Regions from separate parts of the Homo sapiens genome. Here region 1 is linked to region 2. The links are chromatin loops, found by intact Hi-C in ENCODE. Cell type or tissue: GM12878. All regions are shown on one strand.

Region 1 (8,000 bases), 540 kb after region 2:
CAGCTCAGTACCCTCAGCCTGGGGCCCAAGGTCGGGTAAGAAGGCACAAAGGAACTGCAGTGAGGTCCGACTCCACTCAAGATCCTTCAGGGAGTCCTCAAGGGCTGGGGCGTGAGGAGGTAGCTAAATTCCACTGCCCACCTTTCCAACAAGGCCTCCTCAATCTCAATTCCCTTTTCAGCAGCTCCAGGCAAGTCCGGGCAAACTCTAGCCCAGGGCTCTTAGCGAGGCTGGACAGCTCCCGGCCTGCACGCCGGATTTCTGGAGAGCCCGAGCCCCTTCCCTGAGCCCATCCTTCTCCTCTCCCGGGGCGTGATCCCACCACGACCACAGCCGATGAGCCGTTCAAGCTGGGAGAAGGAGCGAGAAGGCTGCAGCGGCGCAGGTCAGATACCCCTGGGCCCAACGTCCACCCCCAACTAGCGCCCTTGCCAGCAGCGTTTTCCCCGGAGCCACAGTCTCCACCTCGAGATCTTCTCCTTCTGGAACCCCGGAGCGCGGCCGGGTACCAGGGGCTCGCGTAGGACTGTAGAACCGCTGCCGCCCGCCGTCCCAGCCCCAGCTGCCCGCGCGGTACTCACCTGGGCCTCAGTGCCCGGGAGAAGGTGTGCCCGCGCGAGGCGTGAAGCCAGAGTCCGTCCGACTCCGCCCGCACCGGACGCGCTCTCAGGGCAGAGGAGGTCGGCGGAGTTGTGACGCTGGGACTAGAGGAAGGAGAAGGAAAGCCGAGACGGGCCGGGCAGACGCGCCGAGGAGCGCCCAGTGCACGCTGGCAGCCGCGGGAGGCGAGGCGGGCGCGGTGAGCAGTCGCGCCGGAACCGAGCCGCGAATCCGCGCCGCCTCGCGCTCGCAGCCGCCAGGACCCGCGGGAATCCTGGTCCGCCGGCAGCGGTACTGAGGAGGGAGGGGCGCGGGGCTGAGCCGCTTCTCGGAGCCCGAGCGCCTCCCGGAGCCGGCAATCCCTGCTGCCCGGGCGGGATGCGGGCGGGAATTCAGCTCGCGTGGAATGTGGGACCGGCCGGGCTCGGAGTCTCCAGCGCTGGGGGAAAGCGGGGCCCACACAGCCAGGACGAGAGGGGGTGCGGTCCCAGGGCCACCCCCGCGCCACTCCCCACGTGGCGGCCGCGCCCCCGGGGCGTGAGTGTGTACGCGGACGGTAGGGGGGCCGTGAATGAAGCCCCAGCGGCCAATCAGCACGGCCGGCGCGCGGGACCCCGGGAGCGACGCCCAATGGAGAGCTCTGGGCGGCCGGGCAGGGTGGCGGGCGGGCGCGCGGGGCGGGGGCCGGGCAGGGGAGGCGGGAGGCAGCTCCGCGGGCAGCCAATGGGCGGCGGGCGGGGTGGGGCTCCGGAGCGCCGAGCGGGTCGGGGCTTTAAGCCGGCGGAGCGAGGCGGCGGGGCCCGCAGACGGAGCGGAGCGGCGGCGGCGGCGCGGCGCAGGGCGCGGGGCGGCATGGCCACCACCGCGCAGTACCTGCCGCGGGGCCCCGGTGGCGGAGCCGGGGGCACCGGGCCGCTTATGCACCCGGACGCCGCGGCGGCGGCGGCGGCGGCGGCGGCCGCGGAGCGATTGCATGCAGGGGCCGCGTACCGCGAAGTGCAGAAGCTGATGCACCACGAGTGGCTGGGCGCGGGCGCGGGCCACCCCGTGGGCCTAGCGCACCCCCAGTGGCTACCCACGGGAGGAGGCGGCGGCGGCGATTGGGCCGGCGGCCCGCACCTAGAACACGGCAAGGCAGGCGGCGGCGGCACCGGCCGAGCCGACGACGGCGGCGGCGGCGGAGGTTTCCACGCGCGCCTGGTGCACCAGGGGGCGGCCCACGCGGGCGCGGCATGGGCGCAGGGCAGCACAGCGCACCACTTGGGCCCGGCCATGTCGCCCTCGCCCGGGGCCAGCGGGGGCCACCAGCCCCAGCCGCTCGGGCTGTACGCGCAGGCGGCCTACCCGGGGGGCGGCGGCGGCGGCCTGGCCGGGATGCTGGCGGCGGGCGGTGGCGGCGCGGGGCCGGGCCTGCACCACGCGCTGCACGAGGATGGCCACGAGGCGCAGCTGGAGCCGTCGCCGCCGCCGCATCTGGGCGCCCACGGACACGCACACGGACATGCACACGCGGGCGGCCTGCACGCGGCGGCGGCGCACCTGCACCCGGGCGCGGGCGGCGGCGGCTCATCGGTGGGCGAGCACTCGGACGAGGATGCGCCCAGCTCGGACGACCTGGAGCAGTTCGCCAAGCAGTTCAAGCAGCGGCGCATCAAGCTGGGCTTTACGCAGGCCGACGTGGGGCTGGCGCTGGGCACGCTCTACGGTAACGTGTTCTCGCAGACCACCATCTGCCGCTTCGAGGCCCTGCAGCTGAGCTTCAAGAACATGTGCAAGCTCAAGCCGCTGCTCAACAAGTGGCTGGAGGAGACCGACTCGTCCAGCGGCAGCCCCACCAACCTGGACAAGATCGCGGCGCAGGGCCGCAAGCGCAAGAAGCGCACGTCCATCGAGGTGGGGGTCAAAGGCGCGCTCGAGAGCCACTTTCTCAAGTGCCCCAAGCCCTCGGCGCACGAGATCACCGGCTTGGCAGACAGCCTGCAGCTGGAGAAGGAGGTGGTGCGCGTCTGGTTCTGCAACCGGCGGCAGAAGGAGAAGCGCATGACCCCTGCGGCCGGCGCGGGCCACCCGCCCATGGACGATGTATACGCGCCTGGGGAGCTAGGGCCTGGCGGGGGCGGCGCATCGCCACCCTCCGCGCCCCCACCGCCCCCGCCGGCGGCGCTGCACCACCACCACCACCACACACTGCCCGGCTCAGTGCAGTGACCCCGCGGGCCGGGCCCCCGCCGGCGCGCTGCAGGGCGCGGGCGCGCAGCCCGCCCGCGCGGCCTGGACTCTTTTTGTTCGGTTGCTTTGGATTTTACAAAAAAAAAAAAAAGCCCAGAAACTTTCGAACAAAACCAAACACCCGGACGACCCTCTCCGGTGAGCGGCGAAGACAGCCCGGTAGGCTGCGTCGCCCGAGCCCCGGGAGAGAGGAGCGAAGATCCGGAACTCGCCAACTCACCCCGGGCATCCTGCCCGCCGCCTGCTCTCTGCCCCCATCCCCTCGACGACCCCCGCCCCTGCCCCCCCGGGCTGTTCGGGGCCGGATCCCGGCAGCGGCCTCCCCAAAGCGACAGGTAACGCAGTGCGGGGTTAGGGATTCCCCGGGAGAGAGGACGAAGCGAGGAGAGTTCTCCATCCCCTCTCCCCGCGTGGACTCCTGAGCCTGCGGGTCCAGGGTGGGGGGCTGTCACTTTATTCGCTACACGCCTCTTCTCTCCTATAAGGATGCGCCCCACCCCGCTTTCCCCTTTCTCCGGGCTTGGTTTTTTACGGTTTTTATTTATTCGTGGAGCCTCTCGGCTCCTGGGGTCCTTCTAACTCCGCCCGCGCCCTTAATTTAAATCGCAGTATACTGTATTTATCGGGGCCCCGGAGGGGAGGTCGCGAGAGCCGCGTCTGTGTATAAAAGCAGGAAATAGCCAAAGCTTTAATCTAGCCTAATTTATTTTTCCCCTTATATTTCCCTACCCTACCCTCCCCCCAAAAAAAAGCAAAAAAAAAAAAAAAAAACTAACAAAAAAAATTCGAGTGTTCATTTTTCGTTTCGTTTCATCCGAGCCCCGGCTTGGTTCCCGGCCACGCCGGAGGGGTCTGCGCTCCCACACACCCAGACGGGAAGGGGCTTCTGCCCTGCTGCAGACCGACCGCCGCATAGCGCGGCCCCTGCTCCCCGCGGGGCCCTGCCCTCCTGGCCACACCAAACGAAACTTGGAAAAGTTAGAGAGATTGTTTTTTAACCAGCTGTAGAAATAAGCCGTTCCCTGAGAACCCTCCGCCTGATTCCCTGCAGCTTCCCTCTGCTCCCTTTCCAGCCCGCCGGGATGCGGGATGCCAGGGGAGGCCGGGAGAGAAATTCCCCAAGTTTGGGGTGAGGTGGGAACCATGTAAATATGTGAGATATGTACACACTGGCGGGGAGAAGAAACATTTTGTGCTTGGTTTTTATTTTTGGTTTTCCGGGTTACCCTTCCTTCCTACCCTAAAGGATTTTGTACACTGACTAATCCGAAAAAGATATTTTAATATGATTTCCGAATTTCTGACCCATCTCTATTTATTTTCTGGATGTGTTTGGAGCTTCCCCCTTCTCCGTTTCTTCTTCTGTTTGTTAAGGTTTGAATTTAAATTTTGTTATTTTATTTTTATTATTTTTTGAAACAATGTTTCGGTGCATTCTCTTTGTATCTTTATTGAAAAAAAAATAATGTAGACTGGGAAGTTCCCTTTATATTTATGTTATAGTAAATATTTTATTACTCACATAAACATGTACCCCAGGGCTGTGTCCTGTCCTTTTTACTGCTAGGGCTGGGTGGGTTTTTGGGGTGAAGCGATGGGATCCCCTGCTTCACCTCCCTGAAGTTCTGATCTCACCAGGAGAGATCTTGGAGGAAGATGACCCTGCAGACCTTCCAGGTGGATATCAGGACATGGGCAACAGTTGGGCCCCTGCCTCAGATGCATCAGTTTAGGGAAGATGAAGCTGCCTCGTGTCCCCCTGTCGTAGACAGACTCTCCTAGACCAAACCAGGGCCCGGGACAGTGAGCCAAAGACACCACATGGAATTCGGATCAGCCATTGTTCATGCACAACTCGACTGCTCTTCTCCACCAAGAAAGAAGCCCACCTCGGCCTGGGTCACCAGCCTAGAATCTATAATCCCCCACCTGACACCTCAACCCCCAACTTTCATTTCACCTTGCACTCTATATGAGAGGTCTGAGCCAACTTTACCATTCCCAGTCCTAGGGCACCTGGAAGCCTGGTGAGGCCCCACCATCCTACTCCAGCAGGCTCTCCACCCAAACTCAAATGGTGCCCAAGCCCCCCTGGATGCACTGGGAGTTCTAACAGCTTAGACAGACGTGGCTTTCATGGTCCTACGTGAGCTGGGTCAGCCTAGGGAGGGAGCCCTGCCAATTTGCTTGGGCAAAGCCGGTCTTATGTCTCTGCAAACAAACCGCTGCCCCAGCTTCTGTTGGGGAGAAGTGGAGGCACGGGTAACTGTGCCATCAGAAAGACCTGATATCTTCTTTCCAAGGTTGGGTACCCAAGACCCTCATCACCGCCACCACTGCAGGGAGTGATAGGAAGGAGAGCACAGACCTCAGATGCTGTCTTCTGGAGTGAGTCAGGGTATCTGGGGGCAGATCTGGTTCCCGACGCAGAGCTCCAGACTACCTGGGTTCCAGTCAAGACCTTATTTTCTCCTTTAAAACAACCCTTCTTAAAAATACTGATAAAAGAGCTCTTCCTGCTTCCTCCGTAGACGCAGTTCTTTTCCCCTCTCAGGAGAAGCCACATGCGGTTTCTCTCACTCTTTGTGAAGCCAAAGCTTGAAGGCACAATCTCTTAGCTGGGGAGAAAGCTGACCCTAGTGAGGGGGCGTGTGGGGCCCCTCCTGCCAGGGAAGCGGCCCAAGTCCAGGCCTGTGAGAGGCCTGGGCTCTAGCTGACGGTGTCAGGGATGTCCAGAGAGGTGTCCCCAGGGCCCCAAGTTGGTGCTCCCCGGCGGGGCTAGGGCCTCGGGATGACTGTGCCATGCTGAGAGTTCCTGGCGACTTTCTGCGCTCGGCCCTCACTCTTGGGGGGAATTGTCTCTGCAAGTACAAAGGCTGCCTCGGCTTCTAGAGGCCCAGCCCCTCACTCCCTGCTCCTTTTTTCTTCTCCTCCTCAGCTCAGTCCAGCCAGGTGAGTGAATAGCCCTGTAATTGGCACCTGTGTCCCAGCCGTTCCCCACACTGGTGGGCCAGGCAGCCTTCCCTCCCATGTTTCCTAAAGAGGAAGCTGGCAACATACCGGCCAGCTGGGCAATGGCATAGCCAGGAGCCACTGACCACCCTGCCTCAGCCTCTCATTTCCTACTCCACCAAGAACAAAACTTTGAAGCCGCCACACACTCCTCCCTGCTCCCTCATTTCTCCATTCCTGGATTTGTCCCAGCCTCAAGGCTCTGAAATGGAAGCAAATGAAGCTGAGAGCTCCCGCCGCCTGCGCGGCCCAGAGCCTCAGCAGGTTTTGAGGTTGGAAAGGGCCACCGGGAAGATGAGGCCTTTCACCGGCCTCTGCCTGCAGCTGACACCAATTGATTGATTGATTTCCTAATTGTCTGCTTAATCCTCTACAAGAGGGTGGGTTTATTATTTAAGCAAGTCAACTCAAAAATAGCAAAACAAAGCAGCCTCCCAAGAACCAGCAGCAGCTGAGGAGTAGAACAAAAAAAAATGAGAAAAAAAAAAAGTGGAAAAAGGGATGGAAGAAAATCTTTTACTTTGCAAGGATCTGGCTTAATGAGATACCAGCATGAGATAGCTACCTGGTGATCAACCCCTTGGTCGCAGAAGGCCCCTACATGGTAGGAATCTCAGCACTTTATAGGAAAGAGAAATCTTTTTCCCTGGATAGAATAGAGTTAGGACAAGCACAGCCAACTGTGGGCTTGATGCAGTCTCTCCGTCCCAAGGGTATGTATATCTACCTGCTTGTGCCTGAGAGCCTCAGACTTCCTTTTGTTCAGGAGAGGTATGTGTCCCTAGCATCAACCTCCAAGGAAGTCCAAGCTTTCCCTAGCATATTGGGAATTTTCTGATCCCATCTCCTTCCGCATCTCACTTGAACAAAATTATTGTTTATGTTGATGTGGCCACAGATTATGGTAGTTAGAACTCTCTCCCCATGTGAACCTCTGCAAGTTGGTGTAAGAATTTGTGTGTATGCTGTTGTGTGTGCAAAGCCACAGCCAATCCCAGAGGTAGGAGAGGGAAAAGAAAACCCAGGCTACACTGCTAATGCTTTCAGCAGGAAGAATATTTGTAGAATGGAGGTTGGCCAATACCAAAAGGAAGGAAAATGGTCATCTTAGTCACCTGCGGTCATCAAGGCAAACCCAGAAGGTATCCTGCCTTGAGGCGTGACGACATTATATTCTCCCCCACCTACTGCCCAGAAGGTTGCACTAATTTATATGTTGCATGCCTTAGGTCCTATGCAATCATCCCTTGACCTTAGGACTTGACTGGATGTCCATAGGACTAACTGACCCCCAATCGCAGGTGCCCACTTAGAGCCGTTTAGAACTCATCCTCCCCTGGAGAGGCTCTGGGCCTCCAATGACACATCCAGGGCCGGGCTGCCTCCCTCCCTGGAACTTTCCCTAGCAGGGCTTCAGCTCCAAAAAGGAGACCCACCTAAGCAGAGGGTGGAGTGAGAGGAGACTGGTTATCAGGCCTAGTTACTCTCCTAAGCTCAGCCAAGATGATCTACCCAGGGCCTCTGGCTCAGAGACTGAGACCAGAGGTAGCTGGAGGAGCCATCCGTTTTGTCCCTGCCTGTCACATTTGAAGGCTCTGGAGTTGAAATGGTGTTTGGCCATTTAGGGCTCCCCTTGCTGCCTCTTGAGGCCTCCATGTGGGAGGACTGCCCTCTATTGGTCCCTGAACTGGGACCTGGTAGCAGTTACCAGAGCCACCTTGAACCTAAGCATGCCCTTAAAAAGTCAGCTTCAAGTGGGCTGTTCGAGGAGGACTGCCAGTTAGAGCAGAGGCAACTTTAGCCTCCAAAAGAAGCAAGCCTGCCTCTCTCTCTCTCTCTCTCTCTCTCTCTCTCACACACACACACACACACACACACACATACATACACACACACACTAATCCATGACCCTTCCCTCTCATCTTCCACCCTGCCCATTCACACAGCCACTCTCAGAAACCCACGATCATACACCACCTCCTCTCTCTCTCTCTCCACTCATCCCCATCCCCATCACTCCTCCCCTCAACCAGTTAAAACCCCAATCCAGGCTCTCACCACCTTGCTCACTCACACGCATGCTAAGACACCCATGGTCACACCCACACCACAGTTTGGGCAGTCTAAGACTAGCTTTCTGGTCTTTGGCACTAAGCTCT
Region 2 (8,000 bases):
TAGAAAACATAAACAAGAACAAGCATCATCCTTTTTACTTCTTTTCAATTTGCTTCCTTTTACTCAAAATTGTGTTTTTTAAAGAAATTTATCCATGTTGATACATATAGCTATATATCATGCATTCTAAATGTTGTATGCGGATACTGTAATGTAGTAGTTCTCCTGTTAGTGGATATTCAGATTGTCTCATGGATTGTGGAATGTCTTTTATATTTCCGATCATTCTGGGTGTGTATGTGGGGGCGGGGGGCAGCCTGGGGCTCCTCCACCACCTAGGGAATATAAATTCAGACCTACACGGAAGAGTCACCTAGGATTCTGATTTCTTGCAGATGACTTACAATTTATTTCCATCCATGGGCCTAGAAATCTGTCTGATGCTTCCTTGAACTGATGGAAATAGTTTTCCTTGACCCTTGATGCTCTTACCTTGTGCAGGCAGAAGGCCACAGTGCAGCCCCTGGGATTATTAAAATCCCAGCCCCCCCAAGTCACTAGGTCCAAGACACCTGGGACCACTGTACTCTCTGTTTCTGCTTATAGCTTTGGCTTTGGGGTCTCTACCAGAGGCCTGGGGATCCCAGTTCTTTCTTTTAATCTCAACTATGTGTTTGCAATCTTCATATCTATGTGGCTGTGGGAGGTGGGAGGCCCTTTTGTATCAGCTCCGTTCACTGTGTTGCCAGAAGTCCAGGATTTGCCCTGGGTCCCCAGAACATTCTATTTTGTCCAATTGCTCCAGCCAGTAAGGTCTTCTCATGTCCTGATTCTAGCTCCTGGCCTCCTTGCTGCCCCTCCTGGCCTCCTGCTCTGTCTGCCCTGGATGTCTTTACTCAGGCCGCAGAGAGATGGATTCTGTGAATGTGCTATACACAGCACCTGGCACAGATGCTGCCCCCCATGAAAGTGTATGCTGGTTTAGGACATTAAAAACAGACATTGAGGGCAGTCTTTAAACTCTTCTCCAGGTTGACACTAACCCATTAATCAGTATAGATAGTTGACGATTTTCACACCCATGGGTGCCAGTCCCAATTAGTCCATCTGTGTAGTGCCCGCCCTGGGCAGCTAGAACCTCTATGCTGGGGGAGTGGAGGGTGTAGGGAGAGAGGAGAAAACCTGAACAAGGCCAGTCCAAGGCTGAGAAATACACTCCCTTGTGGGTTTGATCCTCAGGAGTCATTGTCCACAGGCCAGAGGGGAAGCAGGTTGGATGTGAGCAGCAGAGTCTTCTGAATGCTCTGATTTGGAGTTTGGCCCCTGGCCAGAGAGGTCCCCTGGCTGGGTTCCTTCCTACTGTAAAAGATTTTTCAGAACAAGATTCAGGGTGATGTAAATGAAGCCAAAGCTGTGGAGGTGAGAGGAGTAACCAGGCAGATGCCCAGGACAGTGCTCCACTCCCAGGGCCCTGGGGGAGTCTGCAGCTTACTGAACCCCTGGAGGCTTGGCCCAGAGCCCTGAACACAGGCCAGGACTGAGCTCAGAGTGACACAACAGCTTGCATGTTCTACCCACCGGTGGGAGGGGTGGGTGGGGCTCCTGATTCCCAGCCAGGTCCCAGGGCCTCTCAGTGGGTGGGATTGGGGCACAATGTGTGAGTAATGGGGGTGGTTCTCTGCCCAAGGCCAGAGCAAGACAGGCCCAAGAAATCATAGGTTCAAACCTGCCTGTGATCCAAGGCCCTTCTATGGAAGCTACCATCCTGTAATCCCAGGCCTTCTCTCTGAGGCCAGTGAAACCTCAAAGAGGTCTAGGCAAATGAAGGAAGAAGTATCTTGAACATAGAAATCACTATTGTTTCAGTCATTCTATGCCCACGACCTAGCCCATGTTCCTTTACAAATTCTGATGGGGCCTGATGTCAGTGGCCCAGGTGCAGAGAATGACCCTGCCTGGGGTATGTTGTGGGAGCTTGAAACTTCCCAGGGTGGGTGGTGGGGTTGAGAGGTTGTGGACCTGCTATGGTGAGGCATTACCACAGCATCTCTGGACAAACTGAGCCATGCAGTGGGACCAGGTCTCCCCTCTGTCCGGGGTTAGCCTTCCTTCACGGGTCATAGACAGGCGGCAGCATCTTGCCAGTCTCCGCATACATTCTCTGTGCACCCCAATTAGCAATGGGCAGAGAGAGATAGGCCATCACTCAACCAACACAGGCCTTTTGCTGGTACTTACCATGACATAAAAACTGGGACGCAGGAGGATGACCTCTGACACGCCTCAGCTGGCAGTCTCCGAGGCAGAAGAACCCACTGGACTTTGGCGATCCCAGAACTTGAGGACTGTACAGAGAAATTGATAGGGAAACCTCAAGCAACGAGAAACGTGTTTTCTCTTCATCAATGGGCTGTGAAAAAAGGAATCCCTGGAAGAGAGTTACAGGACTTTTTGAGAGAGCACTTTAGAAAGATTCTCTATAAACAAATGTTTTAGGGGAAAATATTAATTCATTTTAGAAGAGAATGTTAATTCATGGCATTATTCCCAAGTCCAAGAGTCCATATGTAATTCCATCTATGGTTGCACATAAGACATTTGGGAAGATGAGAATGTGCGTGCATTACAGGACACCAAACAAACCAACAGTGATGGAGACAGCATGCCCTGAGTTTGGAATGCCTTAGAGAGCTTGGCAGAAATGCAGGGATGTTCAGGGTTGTTTAGGAGTGGGATTACCAGACACTCCTGACAGAAAAGGATAAAGAGAAAGCATCCTTCATATGTCTGGCAGGACTTAGCAGATGGAGAGGACACATCTGGATTTCTGGGCCTGGCCAGTTGCCAGTGGCTGTTGGGGAGGAACCAATGGGAAGTCCAATGTATTTGCAAAATGTCACTCACTTATAAGGACTCAGTGAAGCAGGAGCTTCTGTAAAGTGCAGGACAATTTTGAGGAGATGGAGTTGAAATCATCGTTCACTGGGCAGTGTTCATTCTTTGGTGCTATGTAGAATACAGCTTTATTTATTTATTTATTTATTTTTTGAGACAGGGTCTCTCTCTGTCACCTAGGCTGGAGTGCAGTGGTGCAATCACCGGTCACTGTAACTTCTACCTCCTGGGCTCAAGCCATCCTCCCACCTCAGTCTCCCGAGTAGCTGGGACTACAGGAGTGCACCATTACGCCTGGCTAATTTATTTATTTTTGTAGAAACGGGGCTCCACTATGTTGCCCAGGCTGGTCTCAAACTTCTGGGCTCAAGTGATCCCCTCACCTTGTCCTCCTAAGGTGTTGGGATTACAGGCATGAGCCACGGTACCTGGCCCATAGAGTACAACTTTCTGACAAGGAGGGAGCAGAGATCTAAAAAGGATGTCATCTTTACTGGAAGATTCAGCCTCAGAGGACTAAAGACATTGAGGGGATTTGGGGGATGCTTTAAGCAGTTTGTCAAACGTTATCCTAACAAGGAGCAAACTTCCCACAGATTTGATCTGTGTCTTGCTGCAGTAGGGGCTCCTGACAGCAAGGGGGCAGCCAAGAGCAGCCCTGGGGTGGAGAGGGAGGCTAGAAATCACTGGCCCACGGACCCAGCCAGGGAACCAGGCAGAAGCCTGCAGGCAGGCATTCGGGACCGAGGAAGTCAGCACCCCAAATGACTCTGAGAGCTCCAAGACTGCCTTCCCTCTACACACTGCTGCCATCTTGGAAGGACTAGAGACCGTGCTAAGCCAGGAGGATCCTGGGAAAGGAAACCTGTGTTTTGGTTGTGGCCCAGCACATAACAAGGAGGAACCAACTGTGGTTCCTGGAATCTCATGGGTCCCCCATTCCCAGTGTAGGGGAAGCTGTCCAATTCCCAAGGTTGGCAGTTTCCATCGGGCCCCTGTTCTCTCCTTTTGTGGATGATCTATCTAGCACAGTGTTTCTCAGCCAGGGATAATTCCCTGCCCCGCCCCCATCGACACTCCCACCTCCCCGTAACCCACCCACCCACCCCGTGCTCCACTGTGCCCCATCCCCAGGGGATGTTTGGCATTGCCGGGAGATTTTTGGTTGTTACAACTTGCGGGAAGGGTGCTCCTAGCATCTAGGAGATGGAGGCCAGGGATGATGGTAGGCACGCACAGGATGGCCTCACAACAAAAAATTATCCATCTCAAAATGCCAACAGTGCTGAGGCTGAGAAACTCTGACCCAGAATTATCTTGCTGAGTTTGTTTTCAAAGGCAAGTGCCAGGCTTCAGGCTAATTTTGCCCTCAGTCTAGCCAACACCACCGTCCCCGAGGCAAGATGTCCTGGGTACTTTCTTAGAATTGGTGAGGAAAAATTACAGAGAATAAAATACGCATCATTTCTCTGACTCTCTTACATCAGGGAAAACAAAATGTAAATTAAATTTTCAATCCATTATTCTGCCACACCTTCAACCTGCCAAGCTTTGAGGTTCCTAAGGACTTCCAAGTCAATGATTTCGGTTTTTAGTTTAGTTTTTTTTTTTTTTTTTCTACTTTCAGCTTCATGCATCGGTGTGGGGATGGAAGCTGAAAGCGTGGGAGTGGATGAGATCACTCACAGAGCATTTTCTGCAGAGTGGGAATTGCAGAGGAACAAGGACAAAACCCCAAGGACTGTAGACACTTAATAAGGGGCCAAGGGGAGGAGGAGGGACAAAGAAATTCCTGAGGAAGGAGGGGAAGGAGCAAAGTGAGAAGGGGGAGGAGAATTTTATTCAAGCATATTGCACATTTTTAAAGCGCTTACTATGTGTCAGGCACTGTGCTAGAATCCAGAGATACTGGTGTGTGGGGATTTAGGGAGTTCCAAGGAAACGAGGGATCCATTCATTTATTGGTTCATTGGTTCATCCGTCTGTTCATACAACAGCTATTTATTGAGTGCCTACTATGTGCCAGGCACTATTCTGGATTCTGAGGCAGATATGTCAGTGGTGATCAAAACAAAAGTCCCCCCCTCAGGCAGCTTGCGCTCTGGTGAGGAGGATACAGAAGAACAAGGTGAAGAAACGTTGCTAAGAAGTGAATGGGAATGAGGGCTGAAAGGGGACTTCCATGGGGGACCACAGAGAGCAGTTCTGGTTGACTGATGGCTGAAGACACTGACTGCCAATGGCCCAGTGAGGGAAGAACAGGGGAAGGCCTGGCACATAGTAGGCTCACCACATGTTGGACAAACAAGCCAGTTCCTGGGTCACTGCCTAGAAACAGCCTCGGTCTCATTCCCTAGTGATTTATTATTGCAACTGCTGCCATTGCCTTTGAGCTTCTTCTGAAAAGTTTTGTGTAAAGTAGGAAATAGAAAGTGCCAGGGTAGTCCTAGATTTAGAAAAGGGAAAGGAGGTATTTATTATTCCTTTAGTATAAGACAAGGCACAGTACCAGGAAAGGAATAATCAAAGTTGACAGCTCAGAGGAGATGACAGGAAATGGTTTGGAGGAGTCTCCTTTGGTCACGAATGCTAAGAGAATTTGTGCCAAACCAGGGAGTTAGCTGTGAGAGATTTTGCCTCAAAAACATGTCTAATTTCATTTTTAAAACCCTTCTAGTAGAGGTGAAGCAGGCTTGTATCTGTGGATTATACCACCCCAGGAGGGCTTCACAACAGACATGAAAATAAATTAGTTATGACAGTCACTTCCTGAAGTCGGCAATGCTAGTTCTCACTTGAGATCCAGTGGCCATCAGTGCAGCAGTTAAAGAAGTTCAGAAGAGCCTTTGAGTGGGTGTATTTTAGAGCGGGTGTATTTTAGAGCCTGGATTCAGAGACCGTGGAAGAAAGTCCACAGTGGTGCTAAGACCTCCAAGCATGACGAGAGCAAGAGTTGTTCCTTGTGGGCTTGTTTGAAGTAAAAGGATCTGGATACCCACTTCTGGTGAGACTTGACGTTCACACAAGTCTGGGGCCAGGAGGCCTATGTGTTGGACCTGTGTCCGCCCTGTGTGACCGTGGGCTGAGCACTTGCCCCTCTGAGCTTCTGCACAAGCAGGGCATTGGATCCGTGATCTGTGAGCCCTGGAAGTGACCTGCTCTTGTTTTGTCCTGTCCTCATTTGTCTGCTAATAGCATCTCCATTTCCCTTGGGCAGCCCCATCTCCCATCCTGTGCGGTGCTTGTAAGCCTGTCAATCAAGTTCTCCTCACCTCTCCTGGCTAAGGGGAGTCACATGATCCAAGCTCTGCCAATCAGACTCTCCCTTGGGAAGGAATCTGAATCTTGAACAGAGAGACAGCAGGTCAAATGCCAGTGGGAACCATTGGCACCTCGGGCCTGGGTCTCTGCAGCTGCTCTGCTCTCCATCTTTTTTGAAGTTTTTCCTTCAATCTTGTGAATGACCTCATTCCTCCTATTGAGAATTCCCTCTTTGCCTACGTTAGTAAACATTACTCCTGTTGCTTACAACCAACGAATTCTAATGTTATGTAGCCCTTTTAGCTTTGAAATTTGGGGGAAATAATTGTGCCTCACAGCTTTCCTGTAGAGATTAAATGAAATAATGTACATGATGGTGCCCAGCAGGGCAGGTACTGTCAGGGTGAGTTCCCGCCTCTTCCTTGCCTCTATGACTTGTCTATTGAACATGCCATTGGTGATGAATCTTCCTTCATGAGACTCTTGAGACTTCATGAGACTCATCCTCATGAGACTCTTTTGTAGAAATTAACACAAGAAAGGGTTATTGTGAATGGGAATGTATGAGGTGATTCATTTTGTTCATTTGGCAAATATTTAATGAGCACCTGCTGTGTGATAGGCCGTTCAAGGCACTGGAGATACATCCATGAATAAGACCAAGGCCCTGCTCTCAAGGAGTTTATATTATAGTGGGAGAGGCAGACAGTAAACAGATATTAGGTTTCGATGGAGTGGTCAGGGAATGTGTTTCTCTGGAGGTGACAAATGGGCAGCAATATGATTGAAGTGAGGGAGGAAGACATTCTATTTTTTAACTTTTAAGTTCGGGGTATATGTGCAGGTATGTTACATAGGTAAATATGTGTCATGGGGGTTGGTTGTGCAGATTATTTTCTCACCCAGGTATTAGGCCTAGTACCCATTAGTTATTTCTCCTGATCCTCTCCCTCCTCTCACTCCCACCCTTCGATAGGCCCCAGTGTTTGTTCTTCCCCTGTATGTGTCATGTGTTCTCAGCATTTAGCTTCCGCTTGTAAGTGAGAACACTTGGTATTTGGTTTTCTGTTCCTGTGTTAGTTTGCTAAGGATAATGGCCTCTAGCTCCAGCTCTGTCCCTGAAAAGGACATAATCTCATTCTTTTTTATGGCTGCATAGTATTCCATGGTGTATATGTACCACATTTTCTTTATCCAGTCTGTCATTGATGGGCATTTAGATTGATTCCATTGCTATTGTGAATAGTGCTGCAATGAACATAAGCATGTATGTGTCTTTATAATAGAATGATTTATATTCCTTTGGGTATATACCCATTAATGGGATTGCTGGGTCAAATGTTATTTCTGTCTTTGGGTCATTGAGGAATCGCCACACTGTCTCCCACGATGGTTGAACTAATTTACATTCCCACCAACAGTGTGTAAGCATTCTTTTGCCAACATCCATTATTTTTTGATTTTTTAAAAATAGCCATTCTGACTGGTGTGAGATGGTATCTCATGGTTTTGATTTGCATTTCTCTAATGATCAGTGATGTTGAGTTTTTTTCATATGATTTTTGGCCACATACATGTTATGTCTTCTTTTGAGAAGTGTCTGTTCGTGTCCTTTGCCCACCTTTAACAGGTTGCTTGTTTTTTTTCTTGTAAATTTGTTTAAGTTCCTTATAGATACTGGATATTAGACCTTTGTCAGATGTGTAGTTTGCAAAATTTTTCTCACATTCTGTCTGTTTACTCTGTTGATAGTTTCTTTTGCTGTGCAGAAAATCTTTAGTTTAATTAGATCCCATTTGTCAATTTTTGCTTTTGTTGCAATTGCTTTTGGCATCTTCGCCATGAAATCTTTGCCTGTGCCTGTGTCCTGAATGGTACTGCCTAGGTAGAAAAGACGTTTTAAT

The links. Hi-C counts contacts between places; a loop is a spot of excess contacts. Peaks named below come from ENCODE experiments on the same cell type or tissue, not always from the same donor. Only the 100,000 strongest peaks of a DNase experiment are listed, where the experiment ranks them.
Region 1: a loop joins it to region 2, with 9 times the contacts of the local background. A loop is called at or near these places in 21 of 110 quality-filtered maps.

What each region holds. Positions count from the first base shown.
Region 1 is chr1:38,040,196-38,048,195 of GRCh38, reverse strand. It overlaps POU3F1 (POU class 3 homeobox 1), which reads left to right and starts at 1,403. Exons shown (of 1, transcript NM_002699.4): 1 at 1,403-4,367. The coding sequence starts at 1,453. The coding sequence ends at 2,808. It overlaps MIR3659HG (MIR3659 host gene), which reads right to left and starts at 1,062. Exons shown (of 5, transcript NR_168386.1): 1 at 582-1,062. RefSeq lists enhancers at 99-599, 600-1,100 and a silencer at 1,013-1,342. In GM12878, a CTCF peak has its summit at 7,510 (motif pointing left); DNase peaks (open chromatin) are centred at 1,164 and 7,514; H3K4me3 peaks cover 2,066 bases; H3K27me3 peaks cover 1,095 bases.
Region 2 is chr1:38,582,714-38,590,713 of GRCh38, reverse strand. No RefSeq gene overlaps it. Among named protein-coding and RNA genes, the nearest start is that of LINC01685, 110 kb to the right of the region's middle. In GM12878, a CTCF peak has its summit at 3,472; DNase peaks (open chromatin) are centred at 3,518 and 5,093.